Linked DNA regions of Homo sapiens: region 1 is linked to region 2. The links are chromatin loops, found by intact Hi-C in ENCODE. Cell type or tissue: CD14-positive monocyte. All regions are shown on one strand.

Region 1 (2,500 bases), 180 kb before region 2:
TCTGCAGATCTTATAGTTACTACTATAAGCATTTTCAGATATCTGTAAAATTGAAAAAAATAAAAGAATTCATGTTCCTTACTCAGTATTTCACCAGGTCTCTCTAAAATCAGGCTGAACCAATCCAATGCCATCACATCATCATAGGACCTTGATATTTACCAATAATGAAAGACTCTGTGCTGCTTTTGGTACCTTGTCCAAACCCCAGGTTGACAATCTGCCTCTGCATACTAAAATTCTCATGATTGAAAGCCTACCAAATGTTCTACACTACATTGGACAGTATGAAGAACATGGGACTGCAGTGACTGTCAAGGGCGTATGAAATTTAGCAGTCCTGATTACTATGACGGCATGAAAGACTGCTAGATCTGAAAGAGGGCTTAGTCCCCAACACAACGGAATTGTTCTCTACACCAGACATAATAAGTAAAATCTATTTATTTACATTAATAAATTACAACACATAAAGATTTTTTTTAAATCATGGTTCTTTCAGTTATCATTTTAAGATAATTAAGGCCCTTGGTATTAATCTCCATATTAAGTAATTCTTATACATACAAACAGTACAGAAATGATTTACTACAGAAAGTAAAATACAGCCGGGCATGGTGGCTCACACTTGTAATTCCAATGCTTTGGGAAGCCAAGGTGAGAGAACTGCTTGAGAACAGGAGTTCAGGAGTTCAAGACCAGCCTGGGCAACAAAGCGAGACCCTGTTTCTACAGGAAAAAAAAAAAGAAAAAAAATTAGCCAGGCGTGGTAGCATGTGCCTATAGTCTCAGCTACTTGGGATGCTGAGCTCAGGAGTTGGAGGCTGCACGGAGCTACAATCACAACACTGCTCTCCAGCCTGGGCAACAGAGCGAGACCCTGCCTCTTAAAAAAAAATTAAATTAAAGAGAGAGAGAAAAATACAATAGATCTGAATAAATAAGAATTTTAAAATTTCACTGGAGTCCGGGAGTCTCTAGAACATGATGTGGACTCCCTCTGCTGGTTCCTAGTAGCAGCAGTTCCATGACATCAACAAAAATCCCTGACAAAGGAGCAACGGAAGCCAAAGGGCTAATCTAAATTCATTTCTATTTAGATTAGGGGATGTTTCATAGTGGATCTGACTATGGGTCAGTCAAAGGCAATACTAAAAATGATTGCGTTTTTACTACAACTACGAAAAAAGTAACCAGCATATTGTAAATCTCTGTGCGAATAGTGGGATAATTTAAAATTTATTTTCATTTGCAGTGCATTGTGTGGTTTTTAGCAGCATGTTATCTTTCCAAAATAGTCTTCTCTTAGTTTTCATCTGAGCTCAAATTAAGTTATTTTTAATATGGGCCCTTATAATTTAATGGAAAAATAAAGAGGTCAACAACCACAAGGGAATGTGGACCTATGATTAGTCCACAGAGCACACAAATCGCACATGGCTATGTGAGAGGAGAACAGAATGGTATTAGCTGGTTACTGCTGGGAAAGCTGTCACCACAACTTGCTTTTTACAATACTATAATTCTACGAAACTCATGTAACCTTTAGTTTGTCCTAAATATAACTAATAAACTAAAACAGAATCAGCAAGCTTTCAATTTCCAGTACTGGCAGAGTAGTCTGGTTGGTCTAATCCTGCCACAAATATAATACTAAAATATTAAAAATTCACTACTTAAAGGCACTGGAGTCTGACCAGTATCAGGCAGAAACTGCAACTGGTGAGATTTGGGAACTTGTGGCCTTTTGCCTGAAGCATTCCCCAATCCACTAACAGCTTGGTTAGCCTCACCTTACTAGCTTGAGGTGTCAGAGGAGAACTCAAGTTTAGGGCTGACAGAGTAGCAAAAAAATTAGGGGCAAGGCTTGAGGGAGAGGCAGAAGGAATAAAGCCCAATTCATGCATATAAAATCCACTCAAAGTTTCACTCACTGCTGAACTACACATATCCAGGGGAGATCCCAGGCAGCCCATCAATAAAGCAGCAGGTGGAAGCTGAAAAACACTGCAAGATTTCTGCCCAACACAGGAGAGACAAGAGTTTGGAGTTGAGTATGAGTTGAGTCAAGCTGTCTGCTAGAACAAAAATCACAATTTCAGAAGAATATAACAGAATCCAGAGTTTCCACAATGTCCAGTACCCAATAACAAATCACAACTTATAAGAAGAAAAAGGAAAACGTGATGCATATGCACCAAAATGCTGTCAACAAAAACCAACTCCAAGATAACCCCAATGATATAATTAGCAGTCAAGGATTTAAAATCAGCCATTATAAATATGTTCAAAGACTTAAGGGAAAAAGACATAATAAATAAAAGGGGTATTTTAGCAAAGAAGTATAACTATGGAAAAGGACCAAGTGGAAATTCTAGAGCTAAAAAGTAAATTGAAACAAAATGTTCACTGGATTGAATGAACAGCAGATTGGAGATGGCAGAAGTTATTAAAGTTAGAGCATTAGAAATTATCCAATCAGAAAAACACAGAAAAAAAT
Region 2 (2,500 bases):
TCTTTTTCTTTCTTTTTTTCTTTTCTTTCTTTTTTTTTTTTAGACAGGGTCTTGCTTCTGTTGCTCAGGCTGGAGTGCAGTGTTGCGATCAAAGCTCACTAGAACCTCAAATTCCCGGGCTCAGCCAATCCTCCTGCTCCAGCCTCCCAAGTAATTGGGGCTACAGGCATGCACCACTGCACCCAGTTAATTTTAATTTTAATTTTTTTTCTGGTAAAAACAGCATCTCACTATGTTATCCAGGTTGCTCAGATTGGTCTCAAACCCTTGGCTTCAAGCGATCCTCCCACATCAGCCTCCCAAAGTGCTGGGATTACAGGTGTGAATCACTGCACCTGGCCTTCCTGAGTTCTTTAGAAAAGTTTATTCATAAATGTTTTGTGCAAGTGGCATTTTTTTTTTGTTTTTTATTTTGGTAGAAACTGCTGAGGAAGCTATGATTCATCTCTGGATTGACATAATGCTGAGCAGAGACCACAAGGGAGGAAAAGGAAGCCATGAGAACACAAATCTCCCAAGGATTCACTGAAATCTGGAATAGGCTTTGGACTTTCACAGGCTATGAGATTGGGGAGTTAAGCCATCTGACCCAGATCCTGAGGGGCAGAGAGACCCTTCAGCTAATGTGCAGACTACACTGATGGGGAAGGCCAAGGCAGGAGGAGTGCCTGAAGCCAGGAGTTTGAGACCAGGCTAGGCATCCTGGGCAATGCAGTGAGACCGTCTCTACAGAAAAAACTTAAAAATTAGCTGGGCATAGTGGTGCATACCTGTAGTCCCAGGTATTTGGGAGGCTGGGGTGGAAGGATAGCTTGAGCCCGGGAGTTTGAGGCTCCAGTGAGCTATGATTGCACCACTTCACTCCAGCCTGGGCAACAGAAAGAGACCGTCTCTCTTTATTGTTAATATTTCAGGGGCTGTGGTAAGCCTTTCCCTCAAAAATTGGGAGCAAGGAAAATAAGATACCCCCTCAAGCATTAATATATAGTAGAAAAAAGTAAAGATGTATAAACTCATTCAAGAAGACAGAGACAAATCTTGTCAGTGACCACCAAGGACTTTATTTCAAGTGTTTCCCAATGACTGTCTCATCACTACATGCAAGATGTTGCCCAAGTCTCTTTGCCTGACCTTGAGAACTTTCTGATTGTGGTTTTACTTCCCCATTATAGTTGCAAACAGGGAGAAAATGTGCTAGTTACTTTGAGTCTCCAAATAATTTCCCCTGATAAATTAATAAATTAGCGTTCTAGTTTATGTATCAGCCTTTCTGGGTCTGAATCTGGGAAATGGCTTCCCTCCCCGTATACTGATGAAATGAAGTATATTACGGTTAGACTGAGAGTCAGGCCCTGTCCACAGTAAATTCATCAAAATAATGACTGCCACCCATGGATGCCCTTGGAATATTGTTTCATTGGGCTTTTCCCTCAGAGGTGGCACCCTAACATTGCCCAGTTTTATAGAAACTTTGACTTAGGGTAGCTAAATCACTTGCACAAGGTCACACAGAGCCAGGTACTTAGGGTTGTGTGACTTCAGAATCTATCTATTTTCACAGTGCTTCATTTCTGAGGTAATTGAGTAGAAGGGGTGCATTTTAAGAAGGTGTTTGGTTGTTGAATGTTTCCCACCAAATATTGTGAGCCTATATTTCTATCTAAGATATTTTCAAACTCAGTGGTTAGTTTGTTCGTTTACTCATTCATCATCTGTCCATCCACCCATTTACCCACCCATCATCCATCCATCTACCCACACATCTATCCATCCATCCACCCACCCACCCATCATCCATCCATCTATCTACCCATCCATCCACCCACCCACCCATCATTCATCCATCCATCCATCTACCCATTCACCCTTCTACCCTTCCATCCACCCACCCACCCATCATCCATCTGTCTATTCATCCACCAACCCATTATTAATCCATCCATCCACCCACCCATTATCCATCTACCCATCCACCCACCCATCCACCCATCCATCCATCCACCCACCCATCATCCATCCATCTACCCATCAACCCACCCATCATCCATCCATCCACCCACCCATCATCCATTCATCTGTCCACCACCCACACGTTATCCATCCATCCATCTATCCATCTACCCACCTATCACCCATCCATCCATCCATCCACCCATTCACCCATCCATCCATCCATCCATCCATCCATCCATCCATCCACCCATCATCCATCCAATGCATCATCTATCCATCCATCCCTTTGTTAATCTTTAAGCACTTATTGAGTATCAGGCCCACCAATAGGTATGAGGGATGCAAATTCCTTTGCCCTTAAGGATCTTTTAGTCTGAAGAGTTATCAAAAGGCACTCAAGTTAACACTATATGCTCTGTTTTACACACGAAGTCACTGAAGCCAGGCCATGTCTCCTCTTTTATCAAGGAATTTCTCTCCACCCCAGGCTCTGCTATCAACCTGAATGACCTTACTAGCCTATGTTTTTTTGTGTGGTTTCCCTTCC

What was found. Peaks named below come from ENCODE experiments on the same cell type or tissue, not always from the same donor. Only the 100,000 strongest peaks of a DNase experiment are listed, where the experiment ranks them.
Region 1: a loop joins it to region 2, with 2.6 times the contacts of the local background. A loop is called at or near these places in 5 of 110 quality-filtered maps.

The regions. Positions count from the first base shown.
Region 1 is chr9:112,710,283-112,712,782 of GRCh38, forward strand. The region is part of intron 2 of INIP (INTS3 and NABP interacting protein); the gene reads right to left. Among named protein-coding and RNA genes, the nearest start is that of INIP, 6.6 kb to the right of the region's middle. In CD14-positive monocyte, a CTCF peak has its summit at 1,027 (motif pointing left); no DNase peak of the experiment used is centred here; H3K27ac peaks cover 1,073 bases.
Region 2 is chr9:112,893,795-112,896,294 of GRCh38, forward strand. No RefSeq gene overlaps it. Among named protein-coding and RNA genes, the nearest start is that of SLC46A2, 4.2 kb to the left of the region's middle. In CD14-positive monocyte, no CTCF peak of the experiment used is centred here; DNase peaks (open chromatin) are centred at 467 and 1,117; H3K4me3 peaks cover 2,421 bases; H3K27ac peaks cover 2,500 bases.